Linked DNA regions of Homo sapiens: regions 1, 2, 3, 4, 5 and 6 are each linked to region 7. Evidence: chromatin loops called from intact Hi-C (ENCODE). Cell type or tissue: heart left ventricle. All regions are shown on one strand.

Region 1 (4,000 bases), 670 kb before region 7:
TTAAGTGTTTGTGTGTCTAAACATACCTAAACCTAGAAAATGTACAGTAAAAATATGGTGTAAAAGATAAAAAGTGGTATACCTGTATAAGGCATGTACCATAAATGAAGCTTGCAGGACTGGAAGTTGCTCTGGGTGAGTGAGTAGTGAGTGAGTGGCGAGTGAATGTGAAGGCCTAGGACATTACTGTCTACTACTGTAGACTTTATGTGTGCTGAATAGTATATGTAGGGATACTAGATTTATAACAAAATAGTTTTCTTTTTTCAATAATAAATTAACCTTAGCTTACTATAACTCTTTTCCTTTATAAACTGTTTAATTTTTTAAACTTTTTGACTTTTTTGTAATAATGCTTAGCTTGAAACACAAGCACATTCTACAGCTATATAAAAATTCCTTTCTCTCTCTTTTTTTTTTTTTTTTTTTTTTTAAGATGGAGTCTCGCTCTGTCTCCCAGACTGGAGTGCAGTGGTGCAATCTCGGCTCACTGCAAGCTCTGCCTCCCGGGTTCATGCCATTCTGCTGTCTTGGCTTCCCAAGTAGCTGTGACTACAGGTGCCCGCCACAACACCCAGCTAATTTTTTTTTTTTTTGTATTTTTAGTACAGACAGGGTTTTACCATGTTAGCCAGGATGGTCTCGATCTCCTGACCTCGTTATCTGCCTGCCTCAGCCTCCCAAAGTGCTGGGATTATAGGCAAAAATTCCTTTCTTTATATCTTTCTAAACTTTTTTTCTATTTTAAGAATATTTTATTTTTTACTTTTTAAACTTTTGTGTTAAAAACTAAGACATAAACACACATTAGTCTAGGGCTATACAAGGTCAGGATCATCAATATCACTGTCTTCCACCTCCATATCTTGGCCCATTGGAAGGTCTTCAGGGGCAATAACAAGCATCTCCTATGATAAAATGCCTTTTTCTGGAATCCCTCCTGAAAGGACTAGAAGGTTATTTTACAGTTAACTTGTTTTATGAGTAGAAGGAGAACACTCTATTATATTGATAAATGGTGACTCACACCGGTAATCCCAGCATTTTGGGAAACAGAGGAGAGAGGATCCCTTGAGCCCAGAAGTTCAAGACCAGCCTGGGCAACATAGCAAGACTTGTCTCTACACACACAAAAAAAGCCAGTCATGGTGGTGTGCCTGTAGTCTTAGCTACTTGGGAGGCTGAGGCAGGTGTATAGTTTGAGCCTAGGATTTCGAGGTTGCAGTGAGCTATGATTATGCCACTGCGCTCCAGCCTAGGTGACAAAGCAAGACCCTGTCTCTAATAAAAATAATAAAAATTTTAAAAAGTTAAAAAATAATGATAGAGTATAGTATATCAAATACATAAACCAATGATATAGTTGTATCAAGTATCATGTTTGTATAATTATATGTGCACTTTTATATGACTGGCGGCAAAGTAGGTTTGTTTACACCAGCACCACCACAAATACGTGAATAGTGCATTGTGCTATGAAGTTATGATGGCTACAATGCCACTAGATGATAGGAATTTTTCAGCTCCATTGTAATTGTATGAGACCATCTTTGTATTAAATATATGTGATCCGTCGTTGACTGAAACGTCACTATGCAGCATATGACTGTATTTTGAAAACAGAGATATATTGAGTTATCGCAGAAAACTTTAATAACACTGAAATGTATAGAAAATAGGCTGGGGATTAAATTACACTATTATTTTACATCCTCTGCAACGGAGGATGTTTCTCCTTTGTGTCAAGAAACCTCTGCGGTATTTGCAGCAGTAAATTTGTAGGTTGACTGTGTAGCTGAAAATTGTCACTAGGGGGCAGCCTATCACTGAAATGTGGATGATACTTCCTGCGTCATCTGATTTCAATGAGAAACTGGCCCAGGGAGTCACACGTTCTCGGCACAGCTTCTAAAGGAAAATTGATGCATCTATAAAATGTTGAATCAGCACAGTCACTCGGTGGTGAGTAAAGGAAGGAAAAAGTCTTGCATAATATTAAAAGCCCAGCATAAATCAATGGTTAGACATACAAATGTTGTGTGCTTTGATCACAAAACCTTTATGTGTGTGTGCTGAGCAGGAGAATATGGGCTACTGTCTTTTAAAACAGAGTCATAGTTTAACTTTTGTTATACACACACACACATACACACACACACTCTCTCTCTCTGTCTTGCTCACTCTCTTTCTCTTTCTCGCTCGCTCGCTCTCTCTCTTTCTCTCTGAATTAAAAGCCACCGTGCAGGTAAACATTTTACAATTGGGAAGGAAATTGAAACAAGTAGAAATTGATTAATTCCTTTAGCTCTTAAACCCTAGGTTTAAGCTGAGCGGAACGATGTGGTCTGGCAATTCCTCCCCTGCTTGGTGACTTTTGCTTGACCCTATATTTTCATCTATTGTTTTTCCTCTTTGCTACTCTTTCTCTTGCATTTTATATTCCTCAAGTGATCTCACCTAACAAAATCAACAGCCCCAGCTCTGAGGAGAGTCGTCGCTGTGTTTTCTTAACCGGGCTCTGAATGGTCTCAGAACATTACACAGAGGCAATATTTGAAATGTGATCCTGCCCAGTTCTCCTTTGAGCAGCAGAGCTGTCGGGTGCTATCGTATCTATGATCATTAAAGGCCTCTGAGAGCCCTAACGTCCCTGAGCGACTGGTGTGACCTTGTGTAGTCTGGGAACTGGAACAGAGCTAAGGTTGGCCTGACACACTGTCACCCAGGGCATGTGTGCAGCATAAGGTGGCCATGGAGATGCATGTAGAAACTTAGGAGCCATGCCCAAAAGCCCTTGATGCAAATGGAGCTTCAAAATGAAGAAAGATATAACTAATGCTAAATGACGAGTTAATGGGTGCAGCACACCAGCATGGCACATGTATACATGTGTAACTAACCTGCACATTGTACGCATGTACCCTAAAACTTAAAGTATAATAATAAAAAAATGAAGAAAGAAATCTATTAGACTGGAGGTAGGAATCCCCAGAAACTTAGGCCTACAGAATTAGCAGTCCAGTAAGGTAGAGGCTAGAACTTGCGGCAGTAGTAGGCATGGCTGGGTGTGGACTCTCTAACCAGACTAGGGTTTGAATCCTAGCTCTGTCTCCTGCTACCTGGATGACATTGGATAAGTTACTTAACGTCTCTGTGCTTTAGGTTTCTCCTCTGTAAAATGAGTGCTTGAAATACTGCCTGGCACATAATGCATTCAATGAAGGTTAGCTGTTATTATTAATGATACAGAGATGAGAGAAGGAAACTTAATGGAAATCTTAGTTTCCTCATCTGTGAAATGGGAGTAATAGTAGAATCCACTTTATAGATTATAGAAATATGGGAAGAATTATAGAGGTATCATAAGAATTATGGAGATGTTGGCCAGGCACAGTGGCTCATGCCTGTAATCCCAGCACTTTGGGAGGCCAAGGCGGGTGGATCACCTGAGGTCAGGAGTTCAAGACAAGCCTATAGAGAAACCCCATCTCTACTAAAAATACAAAAATTTGCTGGGCGTGGTGGTGCGCACCTGTAATCCCAGCTACTCGGGAGGCTGAGGCAGGAGAATCACTTGAACCCGGGAGGCAGATGTTGCAGTGAGCTGAGATTGCGCCATTACACTCCAGCCTGGGTGACAAGAGTGAAACTCCATCTAAAAAAAAAAAAAGAAAAGAATTATAGAGATGTTAATAAGAATTACTTGAGCTGTTATATAGGAAGTACTTGGACTAGTACCTGCCTATGGTAAGTGCTCAGTAAATGTTAACTATTATTGTTATTGTTATTAGAAACCTGAATGGAGATAATGCTACTTTCCACTGTAAAGGACTAAAAAGAGTTGTGAGGAATGAATGTTTTCAGTGCCTCATAAACACCCAGGATGCTCCATAAATGTCTATTTGTTTAATTACTTAGCTTGAGAATTCTGTTGCTGAGGTTGCTTAGTATCCATGAAACCTAATTTCAGCAACGGGAGCCTAGAGTTTAATAGCATTAG
Region 2 (4,000 bases), 590 kb before region 7:
TGGGGCCTCCCGCCTTCCACTCTCGAGCTGCCCTTGTTGGGCTCACTCTTACCTCTTGAATTAAGAGGTACAAAATCACCATGATTTGGGGCCCTCTTACATTATAGTTTACAAGATTTTCATGCATTTTTCAGCAATGGACCAAAAAAAGGGGAAATAAAACAAGTGTTGTGAAGTGGTTTCCATGCTGCATGCTGACTCTGATTTTCGGAATGACCTGTGGATGTTAAAGAGATTGCAGCAAGACCCTGAAGCAGCCCAGTGGTTATCCCACCTCTCTCCTTCCGGGGACAGTACTCACATTTTGCTTCCAGGCTCTTAACACACCCACCATTGACTCTCTCCAATAATCCCTGGCAAGACAATTAGCTTAACCCACTTTTAAAGACAAAGCAAGGAGTTCTTGGTAAAGAATTACAGAAATTAAGGTTTCTCTCCCTTGCCACAATGTTCTAACACAAAAATGCTTCCATCAAACTAGCTGCCACTCCCTTGATTAAAGAACAAAAGCAAAACAAAACTTTGAGCTCCTTGTGGTGTCCTGATTTTCCTATTGGGTTTTGGCTTCATTATGCAAGTGCTTTTTGTCCCACACAGATCAGTTCTATGTTCTTCCTAGACAGAAGAGGTGATCTGACTGCCATTCAGAAATTTACCCACTCCACCCATGTCCCTGGTCGTTCTTCTGCTCATAGACTTTTCAAATGACTCTATATTATTGCTTGTTAAGCCTTTTAAATCAATTCCAACAAGTTATAATAATACTACATTGTATGACGTCTTTACTTAGAAGACCTTCTAAAGGCCTTTTAAGAGGTATTAACAATTTCCTCCACACGCACACATACCACCCATCCTGCTGCCATCACCACTGCCCACACAAAAATGAAGAAATCAAGATAGCAATTTTTAAAGAGTCAACATATACTCTGCCTCTCATTGCCTCTCATAATACTCTATCTCTCATTGCCAATTTATCAGAACTGATTCTTTACTGAACAGAGCCTATATTATGGCTATCTATATTGTGTTTCTACAAACAGACATTAAAAAAAATCAGAAGATTACTTTTTTGTAAATGATGTTTGTCATAGAGTACCCATGTATTAATACAGAACCCAAACTGGGATATTTTAGAGTAAGGAAGCACTATTTACAATTATTCTGGGGCAGCAGTCATCAACTGGCACTGACTTTATTCTTAAGTGACTTGTCTGAGTTTATGGATCTATAATCAACAGGGATCTCTGGGTTGCAAAACTCCATTTTTGCACAGCCCTGCCTTCCTCCTCCATTCCCTGACAGGGGTTATCCAGTGCTGTTGCCCACACCTGCAAGATGCCCATGATGGGGAGGGGCCCTGAGGATGGAGCCTCTGTAATTATTTGGAATACTCTCATGTTTTCCATGTTTGTCTGAAGGAGGTGTCCTGGACAGTATGGAAAAACCATTGTGAGGGTACTGTTTGGGAGCCTTGCTATGTCAACACCACAAAAAAAACAAAAAGACATTTACAACCAGGTGGGCAGCAAAATCTCTTTGTAAGCCATCTTTGGCCCTTTCTGGAGCCTCTTCCAGAAGTCTACCTTGGATGGGATGCCTATGCTTAGATGTGGACTAATCCGGGCTGGCTGGCTTCCCAATTAGTTATGTGAGGTCCTTAATTTCTGATGAGCTACTCTTAGGAAGTCAGGCCTGCAGGGGGCACTGCCTGCTCTGCCGGCCAGCGGGCTCAGAGGCCCTGGCCCTGCTACTCCCTGGACAACTGGTTCCCATCCTCCTTTTTGTTTGACTTGTCAACACGAATCCTTTCCCTGTAGAGCAAAACATGATAATTTCTCTCTCAAAATGGTTTTTAAACATAATTTTCTTTGAGATTAGTTTCATTCTCATACAAATTCAGTATTCCATTAATGTTAATTTTGCAGAAATTCAGATTAAAATTTTTTTGGAAGTTATAATATAAATACTGCAGGGTTTAAAATTGGCTTCCCTGGACATAGGATCATTTGAGGTCAATCTTTTCTCCCTCCCTGGATCAAAAGTAACCTTTTATTTCAAGACCGTGTGCCCACCATTTAGTCCCATTTCATGTTTTCTCAAATGAAATGGTCTTCGAGACCTTATGTCTTGATTTTGATAGACACATTTTGCTGATAGAGTAAGAATTTTCAGTTGTCTAGCTGAGGGACAGGGGATTAGAGTGCCCCTCTATCTTTCTTCAGTACTATTACAGCAGTGCCAGTAATAAATGAAGAATGCTGCCTCTCTCTAACTGCCTCTTGCTGACAATTTTCAGGAACTGATTAAATATTTGCATGATGTGGCTATAGTCCTGAATAATGCCTGAGAGGTCAGTGAGGAGCAACCCTACCCTCTCCCTTTCTATCTATGGCTGCTGAAGAGACATTCAGCATTAAGCTCAGTAGCACTGTAATACAAAGATACAATATCTTTCCTCTAATGACTCATTACTATCTATTTTAAAATGTAAGTACATTTATATAAAATGATAATGTCATGGTGTATCTAAGCTTTTCACATTATTGCTTTCTTTTCTCTTGCCATGTAGCCATGCATTATTTCTAATGGAAATTCAAAAATCAAAATGTTATCAATTCAGTTGTCAGGGGAAGGTCCGGATATTTGATTCAGTTCTTGCAGCAGTGGTAAAGAAGGCAGAACAAGGAGGTCTTCTGGAATGCCAGAGAAAGTGTGATGAAATGTGGTGGGTCCAACTCTCTTTGATGTCATGCATCATTGCTTCTTATAGCGGCACATCATTTAGCTAACATTGCTGGGGAATGAGGTGTCCCACATAGACACGTTTTCCAGAGCTGACACTTTTTCATGCCAATACTTTTATATTTTAAGTGAAGTGTCTGGATTAAAATCTAAAATATACAACAGTTTTTTGCCTTCTTAAGCAGAGCAAAGAAAGTACAAGGAATATTTTCTATTTGATCCAGGGTTATCTAATAGTGCACCAATCCTAAAGCAGGAGGGAGGATCTGTGTTTTAAGTTTGTGTTATTTATGGTAATTTATATCCTACTTATTCCTGAAATTACCTTGAAATGAAATACAATAAAATTGTACACAGTGGGCCAGGTTAAGCTCTCTGACAAGTGTGTAGGGTGCAGATATGTTTTATATTGAAACCAGATGTATATACTTTCAATATCAGACAGCAAAGGGACATCTTGTTTGAAATCCAAAGAAGTTGGTTTATATATTCTCCCTCAGTTGGAGTTGTATCTTGCATCAACATGGAGGTGGGTGAAGAGGGACATTTGCTGATGCAGCTTTGAAGTGACCTATGGCTCATTCTATTTGGAACACCAGTGTCAGCCAATCCTAAAACCCTCCCCAATCACAATAGGGTCATATTCTCAGTGTTCCCTGTCCTTGTCCCTGGTCTGCCTCCCAACCCTCTGCCTCCCTCTTTCATCTTCCTGTCTCCAAAGACTGATATACTATTACCTCTTCTTTGATTCTCATTCTCTTTCTCCCACCTCCTCCTAAACCTTCTTTATCCTGTTTCACTTTAGGTAAACACCTCTACTTTCCCCATCCTTTCTTCCACCCAGAAGCTGTCTAACTAAATTTATTCTTGCTTCTAATAAGATGGCTAGAGACAAGTTATTTGAAGAGATTTGACTTAGTTTAGTGGATTAGTGGATTAGTTTAGTGGATTATGCAAACAATCCATAGGATAAAATAAAGTATTGGTGTTAATAGGTTTTAAGGTTTATTTCATAGTCTCTCTTGGAAAGAAAAAAATTAATTGCTGATTGCTATAATTATCTGAAAGAAAATGTGAGCATCACGGGAATGCATAATGATAAAAGCACATGACGACGAGCACCTGTTATCAGAAACATGTAAACCCTGAAAACAACAACAACAAATTGGAAGATGGATATTCATCCATGGCTAGGTGAAGCAAAAAGGGAACTGTGTTGCTCAACAATCTCTGGATCTTATAATCTATGTTGGTT
Region 3 (4,000 bases), 100 kb before region 7:
GGATTCTGAGACCATTCCTCCTGCCACACACAACTCCCCGCAAGAACACTTAGCTATCAGTGGGAAAAATCCAGTGTCTTTCTCTTGCTGGGACCGTCATGTCCATATCAGTCATATACAATATCACAGGTAACCCTGGAGGAGGGAAAGGGGGATGGGGAACCAAAATGCAAAGGACCTGGTGCTAAGCGCCCCATCATTATTTCATGCAACTGAAAGTCAAGCAGATAGGAGAGTTGTAAAACTTGTCTACAATGAGAATAAGCAAGGAAAGAATTAAGGGTCATTTCACATTTAAAAATTCAGCTTACCACTTGAAGCTGTCAGTGCTTTGTGTGTAGAACTTTCAAATAATTAACATTTCTCAAACATCAAAACACAGCTAGAGGTGTGCATAAATAAAGAGGCACAGGTCCCAAAATACTATTTTTACTTTTTGAACTGGTAGGACTAATAGAAAAATAAATGAATACAATTGTTTAGATTAACTAGTTCTTATGGAAAAGAAGCACGGGAGAAAGTAGTTGTTAACCAATACTTGATTATTTGTTAATCACTACTACATAAGATAAAAAGTAGAAAAATAGGGATATATAGCATTTACTTAAGAGAAACATCTCTCTCTTAAACTTTGTATTTGTTTTTAAGCACTCCAAGATCTTGGCCAGGATATTTAACCTTTGATCTAGTTTCCCACTGCATGGTATGGCTATAGGAAATAGTGGATGTAAAAGGGCTTTTAAAAAATATAGACCATGATACAAACATATTTACTAGTATTATTGTTTCAATTATCTATTATGGAGTAACAAATTACCTCCAACTTAAAACTTAAAATGACTTAAAAATGACTTAAAACTTAAAAATGACTTAAAATTTTGCATTTTCCTGGGTTGGCTGGGATCAGCTGGGTGGCTCTTCTGCTCCATTTGACTTTGGCTGGGTCACTCAGGCAGCTGCATGCAGTTGGGAGCTCAGCTGGGGATTGAATGTCCAAGATGGCCTCATTGACATGCCTCACAGTTGTCTGGCTGTTGACTGGAGTGCCTCCATTCTCCTCTGTGTAGCTTCTCATTCTGTACAGCCTCTCTTTCCATGTGGATTCTAACTGGAAGGCAGACTAGCCCAGATTTCTTTACAGGGTGATTGGCTGAAAGCCTCTTCAGGCCCAGATCTGAAAGTCACTCAGCCATACTTCTGCATTCTACTGTCACACAGGGCCATCCCTTAGGCAAGGAGAGGTGAAACAGGTTCCAGTCCTGGACTTTGGAGGAGAGAATCACATTGGGAAAGCACATGCAGAGTGGGAGGGATTGTGGGCAGGTATTTCTGGAAATGTCTACCACAGTTATTATTAAATACAGCTTGAAAGAGTAAAAGATTACAATCCCAATGAATAAGAATGCTTATTCATTGTACTGCTTCCAGATATTAAAATTATTAAGTTACCTTTAACATATGTGTGCTGTACATAATAACCATGGCATATATTCACCATAGCTATTCTAACTGAAGGAAAAGATATATTCCCCAAAAACCTAATTCTTGATTTAGTCTTATTGTTTAATTTTTTAAAAAGTGTACTACAATCATAGTTTTTATTGTTTCAGAGGTTAAATGCACTTTACGTGTTTACTGATACAAAGGGAATTTTGAACTCCCTCTAGTGGCAAAAGATTTTCTTTTATTTTTTCCAAGAGCTTACTTAATAAGATGGCTGACATGTATAACAACATAGTTTCAAAAATGACCTGTTCTTACCATCAGAAGATGCCCACTTTCTCCTGTGTGAGTTATGGTGGGTCCTTTAATCTCTTATGAGAAATGTTAACCTTTCCAAGAAACATTGATCATATTATATGAAAAAAAAGGAAGAAAGGAGACTTCCTGTTAACTTTAAAGTGCAAAAACTGCTAACTGCTCCCTTTAGTCAGGGTCTTAAATAAAAACTATTATATTTTGACAATTAAAATATCATTTTCCCTGGCTAAAAAGTAAATTAAATTTTAAATTTTTGCCTGAAGAATTATTTTTTGAACAGACAAATGTATTTAATTGAAACAATCTTTACATAGAAAGCAATAGATAACTGTTGAAAAGTGCAGCTTGGAAAGCACTAATAGCCAAACTAGGAGGATCATAGGGATCCCAAAGTGTTATGCTTGTCTTGAATTCAAATTTGGATTTTCATAGCCAATAGGGAAGGAACATGGTTATCACCATTACGCCATACAAAAGGAAGCACAATGTCAAAGGGCGGGAATAGAAAAACAGCTATTACAGACTTTGTAAATTAAGTTTTCTTATCCCCACCCCATTGCCAAAGAGAATTAATAATACTAATTAACTTAGTCTGTTACGGGTCCATCTATAGACAGATTTATTCTGGTTCTTTATATAGTAAAAGGACATTTCTGTGATGCTAAAAGACATTCTTTAAAAATGCTCTTTTCCCAGCTATTTGTGGAAGCCGATCCAACCTATCCTGTACTGTCTCGTAGGTTGACACCCAAAACCTCTGTTCTCCTACCCACAGTAGTAGGAAAATGGCCAGGGATGGTAAGAATCCATAGAGTTTTTTTCTTCTTCTTCTTCTTCTTTTAAAGCTCTAGAAAGTGGAACCTAGGATTATAAAAATAATTCCCCGACATGCTGTTTTGTTTGGGACTAAACTATGAAATAGCAAGATTTCACTACAATAATTAATCCAGCCAATAAAAAGTTAGACTTTGTTTCTTTCCAATACCTCTTTTTAGTTCGACATTTATAACTAAGTCTGTGTCTCTTGTGGTCTCGATTACATCCGGTGTTTTCAGCTGGCAGCATTTCCTCTGCTGAGGCCACCCCACGTTTTTTGCCAGGCTACATTTCTGTGAATATAAAGAGAGAAAACCAAGTTGTATTAGAGAGTGAAATTTAAGGAGAAATTGAGTATAACTTTGATTTTTGAAACAAAAACCAAGCCACTGTATTTGTTATAAACAAACTGGTGATTAAAATATGTAGGCTCCAGAAGTACATGGAAAGTCTTATAGCCATCTCGTAGCCATCCTGCATGTTTTCTCTTAAATATTTATAATAACCTAATTTAACTAACAAACAGAGACCAGAGATTCCCTTCCAGCTTTGCTTGCACAGATTTGAAATAATGAAAGTGAATTTGCATTTCTTAAAATGGTGTTTTCTTCCAGCTCTCATAGAAATGTTTTTGGAACAGTGATCTGTGCTAACAGCTGTATTCAATCTTGAGTAAAAGTCACTTCCTGAAGAGAATGAAATTCAACTTAACATTCGAACTTGCCTAGAACATAATCCTGTAGGGTGAGTGTACTATGTGATTATGAAACTGGACACAGGCACCCTGCTGAGATGATTTCTTGTAAATAATACCCAACAGAAACCATTAATCAGTGTCAGTGTTTTTAACTGAAGAATTAATATTCTAAAAGTGTTCCTTATTCATACAGATAACCGTCTTAGTTTTCAAGAATTTTAGTCTTTGATATTTTAAAAATGTAATTCCCTTGTGGAATTGGATCTATATGAAATCTCTATGTATTAATATATACCATCAGATAGACATAAATATAGATACAGATAAACATATATGTTTATATATTTAGGCTTTAACAATTTTTTTAATTGTGTCATTCTTGATTTTCAGGTAAAATTTATTTTTGACTCAGTTCTCTTTACCTATTCACTCATTTATTTATTGCAGTGAGCTCAATTTAAATAGAATTTTGTTCCTGGCCTCATAAAATTAGTTGTAGGTATATATATGGGAGGTACAGTTTTAGCTATGATGGATTTAAAAAATATCTCTTAGATAGTTATTATTGACCTCTACTTTCCTAAATATTATACTTCTTTATTTTAAAGAAGGAAAATGTTGTATTAACGTAACTTGGATATTGCTAAAACCTTAATGGAATCATCCCTTAGATGGAAAAGTGTCCACTGAATCTTCTGTTTTCTTTATGGATCATTATTTTGTCAT
Region 4 (4,000 bases), 83 kb before region 7:
AAGAGACCACTCTTGACAACTGAGGTTGTACAGGGAATTTTTTCCATAGATGCACAGACGACAGGTCTGAGCTGCTGGGGTGTTGAGCAGTAAGTTCTCAGAGAAAGGCACCTATGACTTGAACATTCTGATGAATGTTTTCTATTTTATACTTGTGCTTGATAACTTGCAGTAAAGGGTCCTAGTGAGAGGAGACAGCAAAAGGGAAGTCAAAACAGTTGTCTTATGCATGGAGTAGCAGAAAATAGTTCCACCAGATACACCAATTTTCAATGAATGCTCATTATACTGTGTTTGATACTTAATCACTTTAAAGGACAGATTTTTACGTAAATTTTGTCTGGCAAGTTCTTACTCGTCCATTGTGCACCTAGCACTGTGCCCAGAATAAGTTACTTTGCTTTTTTTTTTTTTTAATGAAAAGAATCAGGAATTACATGTGTGTTTTATACGGTTATTTATAATAGGTGAGGCTTTCCAGTTATCTGGCTGGAGAATGTTGGAAGAGCCTGAGTATGGAAGAGGTTCACTAAGTCACCAGCAGGATATCTAGGATGAATATTTTTTCCAGTTCCTTGCTGCTAGAAAAGCCTTTGAATGGCCACAGCTTTGCCAGAAGACTTCATTTCCATAGGGGACACTGTTTTCCTTAGGGAAGCCAGAAGGCATACGCCTTCACTTTTTAGACAAGTTAGGATTTTTCATTATCATGGCAGATGAGCCTTTCCAGGAAGGTATTAAGAGACCAGAAACCAAGGAAGAACTCTGTAGTATTTACTGCAGCGATAGTATTCTGTAAAAGTCACCGTGGAACAGGCCAATGTGAAGGATGGCAAGCCCGTCCCAGTGGCTTATCCAGAGACCGCAGGCTCTGTCAGTCCGGGCTGCTGTGGAGGCCTTCTGCACTGCACAGGTTCGGGGCTTCATACGTCCACGGAAAGGTGGTCGAGAAAAGGGACGGCTTGAGCAGCCGTAGGTCATTTACATCGGGAAACAAAGGGAAGTCCCTCCTCCCTTTGTCTCTTTTTTGCCGAGTTTCTGTGTCCTAAGAAAACACATTTGTGTCGCATCTAATAATTAACATAAGGAAGGATTACACTGTTCCAGGTTTTAGGGAGAAAGGTTTACCAAACCGGTGGCCTTAAATGATTTTCGCTCCTTGATATTATCATCTTGAAGGAAAGCTGGTAAACTCTGGCTTAGGGATAAAACAAAACTTTACCGATCGTATTTGGGTGAGGGGCTGGGGAGTGGAGAGCTGTTTCCTCTGCTAAAATTTTAGCGTGTGAATCGGGGGATGGAGATTTGCAGAGGTTTGACGGGAGGGTCGTGTGTTCGTTGAAGTAGGGGTGATTGTCCACACCTTTTCTTGAAGAGTGGCGCGGGGGGCCTAGTTCGAAAGGTGAAGAAGAGAGGGAAGACCGAGGTGCCAGAGTGGTCCCCGAAGCGACGACCTTAAAAGGGGCTTCGAGCCGGGGTGCAAAGCTGCCGCTGGTGCTTAGGAAAGAACCGAGGGGGAAAAAGAACAGAGGAGGGGGGTTGGCTACTCCGAGGAATGTGCGGCATGCGGGGAGCCAGACCCAACCATTGCACCAGAGCGGGGGCGCCGGCTGCTCCCCGGGCCGCCCGGCCCCGGCTCCGGCCCCGATCCCGGGAGGGAGAGCGCGGGGGCCGGGCGGGCGATGGGGCGGCAGGCGCCGCGCCCAGCGGGCGGGCGGGGAGGCGCGGGTGGGCCTGGGCGCGGCGCGAGGCGGTGCGCTGCCGCCTCCCCGCCCCCGGCCGGCGCGCTCTCAGGGCGGTGGTTGAGGCCGCGGTAGGTGGGGACGCGGCGGCGCTGCTCCTCCGCTGCCGCCGGGAGAGTCGGCGACGCCGCCAGCTCCGCGCGCGAACTCCCGTCCATGGCACGCAGGGCGGCGGCTGCCCGAGCTGCTCGAGTCTCGCCCGCTGCCGCGCCGTACTTTTAGGCGAGTGCGGAGGTCGAAGGCGGAGGGGAAGTCAGCGCGGAGCTGCAGCCCCCGCCGGCCGCCGCCGCGCGGCGAGAGGGAGTTCCCAGAGCTGCCGCGGCCCCGGGCCCGGCCGGCCACCTCCTTGCGCCCTCCCCCTCGCGGCGAGGCTGCCCCGCGCCCGCGCCCGCGCCCGCACCCGCCGCCGCCGCCCGCAGCGATGATCTTCCCCAGCAGCAGTGGCAACCCCGGGGGCAGCAGCAACTGCCGGACGCCCTATCGCAAGCAGGTGAGGCGGCGGCCGGGATGCCGCGCCGAGGTCGGCGAGCCCCGCGTTACAAAGGGGGCCGCGCTCAGGGGCTCCGCGCCTCCTCGGAGGGACCGGCTGGGCGGTGACCTTGTTTCCCAGGAAGGCGGCCGCGGGGACTGCTCGGCCGGCGACCTGAGCAGGGGAGATGCCCTCGCCGCCGCCGCCCGGGCCGGGCAGGGTGGGAAGTGGAGGAAGGGGCAGGGGCAGGAGCGGAGAGCCGGCGAGGGCAGAAGCGCGCCGGGCCGGGGGCTTCACCCAGCTCTGCAACAAGTTTGGGTTTTTCCCAAAACCTTTGTGTGTAGCGGAGTGCGGTAATAAGTCGTCACGCTGGTGTGCAGTCTTCGCTAGGAACCTCAGAGAACCTGTCTGATTCGTAGGAAACCCGGAAGACGTGTGTCTGTGTGTGTGTGTCTGTGTCTCTGTGTGTGTCTGTGTGTTCGCGCGCGCCCCCCTCATTTAAAGAAAAAAAAAGAGAAAGAAACAGGAACTTCTACTGTCACTTTCTCAAGGTTTTCAGTAGCACAGGGAAATCCTGTGACATCCTAGTTGCAGAAGATACTTGGATATGCCTGAGTCATACACATGCTCTTTCCTATTTTAATACCGTTTCATACATTTTTTAACAGATTGAACTCGAAAGCCACTTCAGTGGTTAGATCACAATCCCCTGCTGGGAAAAGGAATGGAGCTGGGAGCTTATAGTTGAGGCCTTTTGTTTTTCATCTTTGTTTTTAAAAGAAGGTTACTGAAGCCATGTTGTGATACATCTCACAGAGCCTTTCAGCAGCAGCAATAACAAAACGTAGCTTTAAATTATCTAAAAAATGTGCAAGTCTGTTTAGAAAAGGTTAAATTGATTTAGAGGTCAGTGGCAAGATGCTTGTTGAGAAAACAAAAACAGGATTGCAGATATTTTTCCTCCATAATAAATCTCTTGTCTGCATCCTTAGCCACTGAGACAAATCAATTAAGTTATTATCCCAAAAAGGATGCAAGCGAACTGTAGCCTTCCATGCAGACCGTGGCTCTCTTAAGATCACGACCGATGGCAGTGATGCTTGGTGGCTTCCCTTTAGGTATTTACAGGATTATTGATTATGTTTAGGTCTTGTTGTCGTCAGAGTCATTCTTTTTTGTGTGTATGTCCTAGCGTAAGTGTATTTGCAAGTATTTTGGCAGTGTCGAAAAGAAATGTTTTCTGCCTTCTGGTCTTTGGTTCTTTTCTATGTTAACTTTTCTTTAAAGAGGCAGTAAACACACACCGTGGTCTGTGTGCCCTTGATGTGGAAGTCCATGGAACTTTTACCTGGGTTAAGAAGTTCTTTCCTTTAATTAATTAAATAAATAAAATCTGCATTTATGACTCGGCTGAAGGATATGCTAAGATAGTCAAGATTCAGAAGCAGGCATCTCGAAGTCATTTCATGTGGCTTCATTTAAAAGAAATGCTCTCGGATCCAGTACACTTACATCAACTTCATAAATGCAGCCAATTTACAATAAACATTCCCCTTGCAACCCCTCCTCCCCCACCCACCTCACTCTACCTGAAAAGATGGCTAATTATGTTAGGGCCTTGTGTATTCATTTATTTGTTGTCAAAACCCGGCGGGGTGTTAGCTCTGAAATGGGGAAAAGGCTCTGAGGGCGAGGCCTTTGGCTGTGAGGGGCTGGAGGTTTTGTGTGTGAAGGGGGGTAGCCTGCTGGTCTGGAGCACGCTGATAAGATGCTCTTCTTTTCACAGGGC
Region 5 (4,000 bases), 90 kb before region 7:
TGGTAAGAATACCTGTCCTGCCTCCTTCCCCTAGACTTTAATGAGATAATGCATAATAAAGCATTTTATAAATTGTAACATTTTTATAAATTCATTATGTCTTACATGTGAAAAATGTAAATAGCCCCCAAAAATGTAAATGTCTTCAGAAGTTATCTACTTCTTCCTTCTGGCACTTTCTCCAGTTTAAAAGAGTCTAACTGAATTTTAACACTTAATAATAATGACTTGTTTGAAACATTGTATTTGCCACTAGATCAAACATTAGATTGGGAGGTGAAGGAAGGGTGGTTCTGGGAGTATCTAATATGTTGTCAGCGTTCTGGGAGTGTTTTTTACAGTTTGGAATTAGGAATCACTGATGTCATGATCAGTCACATTGTCATGGCAACATCGGAATTTCCTCATTTGCCTTCTCTTCACTTGGGGAGTATCAATTTGCCACAGGTCTGTCATCAGTTCACCCCATGTGTTAAACATACTAGATAACCCAGAACTAGTCATTCTTAAAGATACTCAGGGTGGGGAATTTTTATAAACTCCTTAAATATCCTATTTCAGTACTCTTAACTATGTATCCTGATGTTGGAAACTTTACCTTCATACATATTCAACTGAATAGAAATTCATTTGTAATTCCATATCTTCTTATTTGAACCTTTATAATTCAGGGGAGAATGAAAGGCTTTTCAGTATTCTCATTTACATAAAGGACATCATTAATTATTCTAGCATCCTCCTCTTTAAATGAAATAGACCTAATTTAATGGTAATTTTAGCAACTGAAGAGAAAGGAAACTTACTGTTTCTTTCCTTCTGTGTATTGAATGCTTTAAAACCTTACTTGTGCTATCCATCTTAGGTTTTGGATAGACATTGGTTATGCACCCTCTCCCTACAGATAATTAGGAAATTCTTATTAAATAACCTTTTGCAATTGTTAGCTTACATGAGGGTTTTGTTTTTCCCGGGTACAGTTTGCTGTTAAAGTTAGCTTTTTACTCATGTAAAGGACATGGTCATTCCAGGTTTGAATTAATTTTGTTTCCCACGATATAAAGATTTTTGGCTCCAGTTTTCCACAATTTTTTTTTTAAATTTCCTAAGTACTTTCTGTCTCTTCCCAGGTCCTAGTAGCAAGAGTGGATGTGATCAGAAATTTTCCCAGCACACCCATTCCTTCCTTCCTCACCTCAGCTCTTGTCTTTTACCCACAGTTTGCTCACATACATAGGTAATTATGTTACTTCCATCTCTTTGGAGTCAGAGAGACCCAAGATCAAACTCCAGCTCTACTACTGTAATTTCAGAGATTACCTAGTAATATCTTTCCATCACAATTTATGAGTTTTACTATAATTCATGGAAAATTCATTGAATTAACTTGAAATATTCTGAAAATAAGCACTTACATTTTTATAGGCTTACAATAGGCATGGAGAATAACAGCTCCATACTAGATTTGCACAATCAGAGTATAGAAGATTGAGACATCGTCCAGTCAATTTAGGAAAACAGCAATTCACAATATATGAAAAATGGACCTTCTCTTTGTCTTGGTATCCCAAATAGTTTACTTATTTTGCTGTGGAATTTGATCTATAGCTACAAATTCACTGTTGTTTAAGCCAAAGCAAAATCTTGAATTTTAATTTAAATGGCATTTTATTCAGATGTTGTATTTTTGAAAAGGATATGACTCCATGTACCTGTTTTTATAGATTTTTTTTTTTTTTTTGAGACAGGGTCTTGCTCTGTTGCCCAGGCTGGAGTGCAGTGGTGCAATCTCGGCTCACTGCAGCCTCAGCCTCCCAGGTTAGTTGGGCTAGCTAACTCAACGATTTTTTTAATAGAAAAACTTAGGGACAGAAACTTATAGATAACCCTTATGCCAAAAATTGCTGTCAGCTTTGAATTTTTATTAACTATTATGCCAGAGCAGAGCAATAACTAATTTATGAACAGATTAGATCACAAAATGTTTATAAGTTATTTGTTTCAAATTTGGAGGATGTTTCTTCATAGAGAGATGTTGTAAATGGTGATTAGGATTTTAGTTGACCTAAAATAAGCATCTATGAATCTCATAACTTAGCTAATATCTAATATGGTCTCTCACCCTTTTTTGAGGGAAAATAAAACTTGGTTCCAGTTCAGGATTCTGGAAATAACTTTCACCTAACCACCATCTCAGCCATCCTACAATATCCCAGAAGATAAATTTTTCTGCTTCTCTCCTAACTCTGTCCCACCAATGATTCCAGAAAAAAAAACAAAAAAACAAAAAAACTGGTTTAAAGAGAGAAGTTATACCTTAGCAACCATCAGTGAAGTGAGATTTAGATGCTAGGTTGGGGCTGAATATATATACCTGTACTATTCACGATATATTCGAATATTGGAAAGTTTGCATTTATATTCAGTGGAATGGAAATTCAATGTAAATCCACATGCTTTTACAACTGAGCAAATGGGGGCTTCTAGAAGGGATAAGTGCCTTGCCCAATGTGACACAGATGGTAAATGGTGAAGCCAGGATTCAGGGTCAGGTGTTCTGATGCCCAAGCTTTGGCTCTTAATACCATGTAAGTTTTTCTCTATGGGGCTTGGACTTGATCCATAGCTAATAGTAGTAATAACCATTATTAATATTATTGGAGACAGGGGACTTTGGAGTCAAAGAGACCCAAGATCAAACCCCAACTCTACTATGTATTGGATTTGTGACCTTGGGCAAGTTACTCAGTTTTCTCTTTGGTAAAATGGGATAGTCATTCTTCTGTCCTGGGGTATGTGTGTGTAATGTGCTTAGAAAGTGCCTGGAATATAGTTAGTTACTCAATAAATGACAGCTATTATTATTTAATACTACATGCAGAGAAGCAGCAGTGGGACAAAACTCATTTATTCTGTTTTGTTAACCAGGACAGAATAATCAGACTATGGCTTCTGGTAGGACTCATCAGAATATGGCTGTGTTTGTATTGTTCTCTATACCTTCTAGGATTATAGCTATAGTTTTATTTTATTACAGTGGTTTCAGTTTTATACGCATGTACTTTTATACATGTCTAGGGAGCCTTTACGTTTGGAATAAGAATTGCAGATTTTTTAAAAAGCAAAATAGTAAATAATAGAAAATGTTGCTGCTACTTTAGAAATAGGGTACTTTATCAACTCTATTTTGTACGAGGAAAGAACAGAAAGAATCTGCTGACCCCCTATTTTTTCTTCTTTTTTTTTCTCCTGTTTTGCTGGGAGCCAGAGGCTTTGTGAGCTCTTATACATAGACTCTCAAAAGTAAATAGGTTTTTTTTGGTGTGAACTGCATATACTAACCTATACAGTGTGGCTATATTTTATGCATTAAAGGTTGCAGTCTGATATAGTGTTGAATGAATTTTTCCTCTTAATTCCTTTCACCTTTCAATTTCACCCAAATAAAAATGGGTGCCTGAAATGGTTCAACAGCAATAGAGGGATAGAACCTGCTGTAGGTCAGTTCTTTTCTTGATAGAGGTGTTCTATTCTTATCTCTTGGACATCTTCTCTGCCCCCATTTTTTTTCCTTCTTTCAAAGCTTAGCTTCGCCACCATACTTTCTTTGTAGTAATTTCATTCAAAGCTTACTCTTTTATGTGGGGCTCGGTAATATGTGTATTAGGGTGTTGGGTCCTCTAGGACGCCTCACCTTCCCCTTTTAGGAAGTTCATCAATTAGCAATGATTTCAGCAGTGATTACCCCAAGTCTGCATTGTCCCTCATGCTAGCCTTCTATCTGTAGTTCTGTTTTTCTGATCATCTGCACAATGCTTCTTTCTGAGTATCCTTCTAACAAAACATTTATACAGTTGAGCTTCCCACGCCCATGTTATATCCAATATTGATCTCTCCCTGCTGTGGACTCCCATAGCACACGATTGTCTAGAACACTTGCCTGGCACTTATCACTTAATGTCTTGCATTATTAGTGTACAGCAAGCAATTTGGGCGCTCTATG
Region 6 (4,000 bases), 64 kb before region 7:
GTTGAAATTCAAGGTCTACCTCTTCCAGGCAGATGATCTCTTTTTTTTCCTAAAGTTCCTGCTCTTTATTACATTAGAACAATTCTGATGTGATGGGTTTCATCCACCACATCTCACTTGGGGTGTGTAAGTGGGTGGAGTGGAAAAGCAATAATGCCTGTTGTCTTGAGAAAGGGATGGGTTGCACCACTACCCATTAAGGTATCAGGTTACCTCTAGGGAATGGGAGTGAGTTCTTGTAATATTCTTGCCCATTTGTAAGATTGTTTTGAAAGCTATTACAGAGCTGCAATTCTGTAAGAATATGAAGTAGCATTAAAACTTAAGTTTCTTGAGTCTTATGTAAGAATTTAAAGATGTACATATGTTTTATTAGAGGGGCCTCTCTTTAGTTTTTCTCAACCTTCAGGTTTTTGGTAAAATTTTCCTCTCCTCCCCTCCCCACCAGAATACAGGGGACACATCTTAGATGGATTGATTGAAAAAAAAAAAAAACTAGTAATTTTCATTATAAAAGGATTCCTCATTATGTGATTGTTGGTTAATTACTGAGGGTTTTTTGCCTTTTTTTTTTTTTTTTTTTTTTTTTTTTTTGAGACAAGAGTCTTGCTCTGTTGCCTAGGCTGGAATGCAGTGGTGCAAACTTGGCTCACTGCAACCTCCACCTCCTGGGTTCAAGCGATTCTCCTGCCTCAGCCTCCTGAGTAGCTGGGACTACAGGTGTGCGCCACCCCGCCTGGCTAATTTTTGTATTTTTAGTAGAGATGGGGTTTTGCCATGTTGGCTAGGCTGGTTTTGAACTCCTGACCTCAGGTGATCCACCTGCCTTGGCCTCCCGAAGTGCTGGCATTACAGGCATGAGCCACCACGCCCATCCTGCTGAGTTGTTTTTTAAGCTTTTGTTTAGGTATGTTTATCATTACCAGCTAGATTGTTTAATATCTTTGAGCACTGGAACCTCTCTTTGTAACAATAGCATTTATGTATTTCATGCATATTTTGCAGGGCACAGCATTTTCTGGTATTTTTCTCAGGCTTTCTTTAAAAATTGTGTTTCCTCATCACATTTAAAACATGGATTTGCTCATATCAAATTTTTCCAGAACACATCCAGGGTGTGAAGTTAGGTATACTTATCGGTCATTATCTCAGCAAGAATTGTCAGTGTGTGACAGTGCTCTGTGTCAGGGATGCGCCTAGAGGTGCTCCACCCTTTCTGATTAAAATGAGGTCGTTGGGTTGACCAGGACAGCTGTTTTCTGAAATTTTTGCCACAAACAATCACGTCAACTAAAGTAAGGATGGAGACAGTTTGTGAGATGAGCACATGTGGAAATTACTCTATGCCTGAATAGGAACAGAAAGATCTGGCCTGTCACTGTGTGGGTGTATGCTGTGGAAGGCCTCCCCCCAGGGGGATTCATCCCAGCAATTTGTTTATCCCAATAAAGTTTGTAGACCTGTTAACCTAGGAACTCCCTACATGTCAATTAGAGGAGCCATGAAAACCTCTCGCATCGCAGGGAGGGTTGGTTAGAAGTGTCAGTTCAGGGAACCGGAAATTGCTTGGCTCAGCTGACACAAAAGAGGATCTGAAGGGTGCGGGCAGAGAGCAGGCAGTTTTAGAACCAGGAGACGCCTTTTCCTGCTGGGGAGTGACAAGTCAAGTGTCATTTGGAAGAGTTGAAAGGTGGACTCTGTGTGGAGCAAGGGACAAGATGGGGCTGCTTTGGGAGTGACACGGACCCAGAGCTAGAGTGCCCAGAAGATTCCGATTAGCTGTGGAATCCCGTGGAGTAGCCCTTCCAGCTTAGCAGGGGCACTGGGTCTCTGAATTTCAAAGACTTGCTGTCTTGGTTTTACCCCTCACCGTACCACCTGCATCAGAAACTCTTGGGGTGCTCATTAAAAATGTAAACCATTGGGTCCCTCTGTCGCCGGCAAAAACAATGTGGGGGGCATTTTAGGCTATCTGGGTTACCTGGAATCTCACTGAAGGCTAAGGACCACTGGGTGAATTATTCCTCAAAGAGCGGTTGCTCTGTGTGTTTGAACCTTTCAGTGATGAGAAATGAACTGTCTTCTAAAGCAGTGATCTTTTAAGTCTGGGGTGATGCAGGCAGGAAATGTAAATGGGTGCCAAATAAGAGAATGACAGTCTTATGAGTAACTGAGTTAAAATTGAGTCCAAAGAAAAATTGGGATACTTTGCTTAGGATTGACGTCAGAAAAGCTAACAGCACATGTTAGTTGGAACCCTGTTTGGCTGTAGTACCGGAGCAGCTGGACTGATGCATGAGAGCCATTCTGAGTTCCTCTAGGACACTGGAAATAGTTTCAGAGGTCAGCCTGTGGACATGCTGAGCCAGCTAAGATGCCAGGGCCAGGCATAAACCTCTGGGTTCAGATGAAGCTCTCTGAAATCTAGGATAAGGAAAAGCTTTTTCTTTTCTTTTTTTTTTTCCTGTCTAATGTCTGCCATATAATTTTTAAAGTAACTGCCTGATGGGGTGGCAGTGTATGCATTTGCACATTATGGGGTGGGAGGATCTGTGTGTTTTGTGGGGGAGGCTGTCACAAAAAGGAGAGATTCCTGAGCATATATTGAGCCCAAATACTGTGAGCAATGAGAATGAGTTTCCATTTTCTTTCTTTTTGTTGACCCTTTTCCTCACCCTCTCTGCTGTACACAGAGTAGGAAAGACTGTCATTTGCAGCACAGACAGAAAATGTTCCAGGGCTTGTGCCATTGCAGAAACCCCTTCCTCCCCTGAAACTGGTCAGCTGTCTAATCAGAGAGGCACCCAGACCACGACGTGGCTCCTCTCCCTGCCTCTGCTTGTTCAGGCACCATCCCTAAAACCTGCCAGTTAATGCTACCTTTAGGAAAAAACATTTAGTGATTAAAAGCTCTTGCTAAAATGTGGAGATTTACCCAATTCTTATTCATCCCTCCTAAGGGAAGACTGCAAAAAAAAAAAATCATTAAAATAAAAAGACTAGATACTGTAATGTAATCTCACTTGCCTCAGTCTTTTCCCATTTACTAGCATCACCGCATCCCCAGCTGCTGCAGCTAATAACATTTTGAAATTTTTAACTTCTATACTGACAACCATATATAGGGCTATTGAACAGCTAGAGGGGAAAGCAGCCAGGAATATCAAGGGGTGGGGACAGTCTTAGAATTTGATAAACAGACAGTGTCCTGTGATCAAATTGGTTGAAAGCAGCAACTTGTACACCATGTAGAAAACATGCTTCCCAGTTCTTCAGCTGACACCTAGCTAGGAGGAGTGGTGATGTACACAAAATAACAGTAGCTTCCAGAAAGCGGCACACTGGAAGGTAAGCCCACGTTTGTAATAGGAATAAATAATCATAAAATCCTGCATTTCTGTGAAAAATACTGAGGGAATTCTAGTATGACTAGGTGTATAAAAAGACCTGAATGGTTGATGTCTTAGTTCAGGCCGCTCTAACAAAGTAGACTAGGTGGCTTATCAACAACAGAAATCTATTTGTCACAGTTCTGGAGGCTGGAAGTCTGAGATCAGGGTGCCAACATGATCGGGTTCTGGTGAGGGCTCTCTTCTGGGTGGTAGACTGCTGACTGCTGTATTTTCATGTGGCAGAGAGAGCCATAGGGTTCTCTGGGGTATGTTTTTATAAGGGCAGTAATCCTATTCATGAGGGCTCCATCTTTATGACCTAAATCACCTTCCAAAGGCCACATCTTTTTTTTTTTTTTTGAGATGGAGTCTCACTCTGTCTCCCAGGCTGGAGTGCAATAGCACGATCTCAGCTCTCAGCACTGCAACCTCCGCCTCCTGGGTTCAAGTGATTCTCCTGCCTCAACCTCCTGAATAGCTGGGATTACAGGCACGCGCCACCATGCCTGGCTAAGTTTTGTATTTTTAGTAAAGACGGTGTTTCACTGTGTTGGTCAGGCTGGTCTCGAACTCTTGACCTCGTGATCCACCTGCCTCAGCCTCCCAAA
Region 7 (4,000 bases):
TAGATTCTTTATTGTCCTACAGAGCCCACCTAGATTTTTGTTTTCTCCAGTTTTTCTTACTCAACTTGACCTTCCCTCTATGTTTATGCCTCCTTTATTTAGCATACATCATACAGGGTCTCATATTTTTAGTTATTTTTTAGTATTAAAAGTTTTTTACATACCCCAAAGGACTGTCCTCCTTAATGGTAGGTGTGGCATCTGCTGTATTTTTCACAGGCCTTGAAAGGGCATACTGTAAACATGCTATAAATATTTTTGAGTTGATTTCTTGGTTTGATCTCTCCTTTCTTGACTGTACTTATCTTTCCCGTAATCCCTTCACCTTCAGCGCCTGGTTTTCAGTTGTTTCTGACCTTTAGGTCTGCAGTAGCTTTTCTTGCCAAGCATTCTCCTTTAAACCCTGGCTTCAATTCCAGCTACATACACCAGGAATCTTTTATTCATAAAGGTACACTCAGCCATATAACACAAGTGGAAGGGGCAGCTATCTAATGTAAGAGTTAGGCCAGAACAACCAAATGAAATGGGGAATATCTTTCTATACCCTTAATTTTTGTGTCTTGGAAGTAGAAACATTGAAAATCATCAGGGCAAAAGAGGTAAATGTCATATAAAATTTACTTGATTTTGATTGCCTAATAAATTTTTACATCTTCTATCTCATCTCCAAATACCACTTTACATGCCAAGTAAATAAAGGAAATATAACCAGCTGAATTATTCCAGGTAGTGAGAATTCAGAATAACATGGGTAATGACCCTTTCTACTATTTTTAGGCCTCATTCTCCAAAAAACTTTATTTGCTAAACAGACGTAATGTATACTTTGTGTTCCTTCCCCTATCCAACCACTGTTGAAAGAGCTAAAGCAAGTTTTAGGAAATCCCCTTTGTCTGGGAGGCCATTGAAAAAACAAAGCAGCCAAAAAAGTGAGTTAGAAAACTGCATTCATCTGTGTGTACATGTGTGAGGACGTGTATTGTATTTTTTCTTTTTTCCCAGCAACTCCAAAATAACAAGAGGGGGTTTCCTCAAATAGATTTGTAGTCCTCAAATTCATTTCCCTCAAATAGATACCTTAGTTATTCCTTTTAAGCTTTAAAGCCAGTCCTGCCGACCCCCTCACTGAGGTATATGCTCTACTGGGCATGTTATTCCAAGATAGACCAATGTCATGTATCCAGAAGGTCTTTAGTCAGGTAACTTCTTCCTGAATGTCATCAGCATCTGTCTTAAGGACCTTAGCAATTACGGAGTCCACCCCTCATCTCCTTACTCTTTTGGAGCTGTGTGCAGAGTCAAACTGGGAATTACTTTCAATCTGTGGCACAGTCTGTGGTTGGTGACCCAAGTTTCCATAGCTGTCAACATGCTTGGCCTTTAAACTCCAAAGCAAACATTCTACCTCCCATCTTTGCTACTTAGTTGTGTAACCTTGAATACGTCCCTTACTGACTCTGCTCCTGAGTTTCACATCTACAAAGTAGGAGTAATACTCCACCTCCCCAAAAGATTAAGAAGATTAAAATAATTGGCGCATATATATGTGTGTGTGTGTGTGTGTGTGTGTGTGTGTATATATATATATATATATATATATACACACACACACACACATCTCGCTTAGAATAGTGCCTGGCATAGAGTAGGAGCTGTATACCTGTAAGTAATTACTTTTATTATTCCCCTGAATTAACTCACGAGGTCATAAGTTTTCTGATGTTGATGTTTTATTTTTCTCTTCTTTTTCTCATTTCAATCCCCTGTCCCTCCTACTTGCTAATTATGGTCATATACATAGGCACAGCGTCTTTTACGGGATGTGTGAATCCCTGTTTGTCCTTCAGGAGCAGCTATTATGAAAACTATCATTCTATATGCATGAGCAACATTCTGCCCTTTCTCAAAGTTAAAGTATCTTTTTTGTTTATACATATCACTTTTTTTTTTACTGTTGTTTTAAACACACCCATTGTGTTTTCAGGTTTAATAATATTCATAAAATATTCTAAAACTAGCACAAGCACTGCAAATGACCCCATGTGCCTTAAATGAATTTACAACTGAAATGACCAATATTAAAATAACTTAACAACCATTGTCGCCATCTGTTGGTGGTGGTTGGAGTGGACGCCACTCTCCAGAGCTTTGGCTTATAACCTGGACTCTTCAAAAGCTGCACGTTCCCTAGCACACAGGAAAATTGTGTGTGTGTGTGTGTGCACGCGCACGCATGCTTGCACGCACACACATACGTTTATACATTTGTACGTGCCAGTGGATAAAGTCTATAATGATATGCACCAATAATCATATCCAGGACTTCAGGTGATTTTAATTTTTCAACCTACTTTTCTTTGTCTTCTAAGTGTACAATAAGCTTGTGTTTCTTTTGTAATATAAATTACCAAAAAGGTAGAATTTAGGAGTAACTAAGTGATAGAGGCAGAGGAGAAAATTAAGCTTTATATACTAAGTGCAAACTGAGATATACCTACATTTTATATTGTAGCAGATGAAAGAGGAGATCTAAATGGAAAGAAAGAAATGAGTAAAACTGTGGTGTAAACTAAAGAAGTTTTAGTAAATTCTAAGTAAAAGGTTTTATTAGCCAAGCTCACTTGGGCCAAGAGGTTTGAACATGAGCTTTTACCTGTTATCCTCTCCCTTTGAAATTCATATTATTATATAGTCATGTCTCTTAATTACTCTTCATCTTTTTACTGTCAGAGCTTGCTCTGGAGTGGATTATCTACTCTAGCAAAGAATATTATAATCTGGGTAGCTGGGGCTGTGGTCTAACCCAGTTACTTTGAAGCCAGATGAAATCCAAAGAATCTTCATAGTCACAGTTTTTTTTTTTTTTTTTTTCTTTCATGAAATTCTACATCATGCTGTTTGGTCGTGCACTTTCTTAGTGTCCTTAGAGTGTGAATTCCGCCAGTCAGGAGACCTGTTTCTCCTAGTACATCATATGTCCCTATTCCGTAACAGTGATTTTTTTTTTAAACAGGGGGTCTCACTCTGTCACCCAGGCTGGAGTGCAGTGACGCAGTCCTGGCTCATTGCAACCTCTGCCTCCCAGGCCCAAGTGATCCTCCCACCTCAGCTTCCTAAGTAGCTGGGACTACAGGCGTGCACCACCACGTCCAGCTAATTTTTGTATTGTTTGTCGAGAGGGTGTTTTGCCACATTGCCCAGGCTGGTCTCGATCTTCTAAGCTCAAGCAGTCTGCACACCTCAGCCTCCCAAAGTGCTGGGATTACAGGCGTGAGCCACCGTGCCTGGCTGATGATTTAAAAAAAAAAAAAAAATTAAGCTACAGATAGGAGCAAGGGGAGGTGAAGATCTGGTTGCTTTATGAATTTGTACCCAGATGTCTGTTACTCTTACAGGCATTGGTGATTGACAACAGAATTAGATTAAATGTTAACTGTCTATAACAGCTCCCCCTCACCCCTCACTTTAAATCTTACTGCAAGTAAAATGAGTAGAGAGAGATGATGACTACTGTGAACCCTCCCACTCCTTATCCCAGTCCCTGAGGTGCCATTTGATATATGGCTCCTCCTCATATTCTAGATCTGGACCTTTCCTGGCTCTTTTGTCATGACATCAAAAACTACTGGTTCTATACTGCATTGCCACAATAAGATATCCAAGTTGCCCACTGAGGAGCTAACTTAGCTAGGGCCTGACGGATTTCAAGGGTTGCATCTTCTAGTTCTGGGGTCTGTATTTTAATGGGAGCCTCTTGTGCTGGAAGTGGTATAATTGAGTGGACAGCCCAAAAGAAGAATATTTTAGGAAAGGGAAGCCCTTCAGCACCTTAGGTAAATCCAAATAAGCAGCTTCCTGTGCCACTTGTTTGCAGAAGGCCAGTATGCAGCTGCCCCACAGACAGAGTGGAATCCGTTTCTGATGTTCTGTGAAATCACAGTCTTTCAGTCTTACTCCACAACTTGCAAGGAAAACCACAATAGAAAGTAAAACTGAT

The links. Hi-C counts contacts between places; a loop is a spot of excess contacts. Peaks named below come from ENCODE experiments on the same cell type or tissue, not always from the same donor. Only the 100,000 strongest peaks of a DNase experiment are listed, where the experiment ranks them.
Region 1: a loop joins it to region 7, with 3 times the contacts of the local background. A loop is called at or near these places in 36 of 110 quality-filtered maps.
Region 2: a loop joins it to region 7, with 2.0 times the contacts of the local background. A loop is called at or near these places in 27 of 110 quality-filtered maps.
Region 3: it touches region 7 in a loop (2.6-fold over the local background); 12 of 110 quality-filtered maps call a loop at or near these places.
Region 4: it touches region 7 in a loop (3-fold over the local background); 47 of 110 quality-filtered maps call a loop at or near these places.
Region 5: it touches region 7 in a loop (2.1-fold over the local background); 49 of 110 quality-filtered maps call a loop at or near these places.
Region 6: it touches region 7 in a loop (2.5-fold over the local background); 12 of 110 quality-filtered maps call a loop at or near these places.

What each region holds. Positions count from the first base shown.
Region 1 is chr2:160,992,406-160,996,405 of GRCh38, reverse strand. No RefSeq gene overlaps it. Among named protein-coding and RNA genes, the nearest start is that of TANK-AS1, 170 kb to the left of the region's middle. In heart left ventricle, CTCF peaks have their summits at 1,606 and 1,805 (motif pointing right); no DNase peak of the experiment used is centred here.
Region 2 is chr2:160,916,800-160,920,799 of GRCh38, reverse strand. No RefSeq gene overlaps it. Among named protein-coding and RNA genes, the nearest start is that of TANK-AS1, 240 kb to the left of the region's middle. In heart left ventricle, CTCF peaks have their summits at 1,514 and 1,716 (motif pointing right); a DNase peak (open chromatin) is centred at 1,719; H3K27ac peaks cover 852 bases.
Region 3 is chr2:160,427,104-160,431,103 of GRCh38, reverse strand. The region is part of intron 1 of RBMS1 (RNA binding motif single stranded interacting protein 1); the gene reads left to right. Among named protein-coding and RNA genes, the nearest start is that of MIR4785, 21 kb to the right of the region's middle. In heart left ventricle, a CTCF peak has its summit at 1,666 (motif pointing left); no DNase peak of the experiment used is centred here; H3K4me3 peaks cover 918 bases; H3K27ac peaks cover 2,340 bases.
Region 4 is chr2:160,405,696-160,409,695 of GRCh38, reverse strand. All of the region lies in intron 1 of RBMS1 (RNA binding motif single stranded interacting protein 1), which reads left to right. It overlaps MIR4785 (microRNA 4785), which reads left to right and starts at 1,814; the gene lies at 1,814-1,886. RefSeq lists silencers at 1,977-2,126, 2,377-2,466. In heart left ventricle, a CTCF peak has its summit at 1,978; DNase peaks (open chromatin) are centred at 1,925 and 2,605; H3K4me3 peaks cover 3,412 bases; H3K27ac peaks cover 3,142 bases.
Region 5 is chr2:160,412,585-160,416,584 of GRCh38, reverse strand. The region is part of intron 1 of RBMS1 (RNA binding motif single stranded interacting protein 1); the gene reads left to right. Among named protein-coding and RNA genes, the nearest start is that of MIR4785, 6.7 kb to the right of the region's middle. In heart left ventricle, no CTCF peak of the experiment used is centred here; no DNase peak of the experiment used is centred here.
Region 6 is chr2:160,386,293-160,390,292 of GRCh38, reverse strand. All of the region lies in intron 1 of RBMS1 (RNA binding motif single stranded interacting protein 1), which reads left to right. Among named protein-coding and RNA genes, the nearest start is that of MIR4785, 20 kb to the left of the region's middle. In heart left ventricle, no CTCF peak of the experiment used is centred here; DNase peaks (open chromatin) are centred at 1,602 and 2,322; H3K4me3 peaks cover 530 bases; H3K27ac peaks cover 3,342 bases.
Region 7 is chr2:160,322,487-160,326,486 of GRCh38, reverse strand. All of the region lies in intron 2 of RBMS1 (RNA binding motif single stranded interacting protein 1), which reads left to right. Among named protein-coding and RNA genes, the nearest start is that of LINC02478, 53 kb to the right of the region's middle. In heart left ventricle, a CTCF peak has its summit at 2,125 (motif pointing left); a DNase peak (open chromatin) is centred at 2,136; H3K27ac peaks cover 378 bases.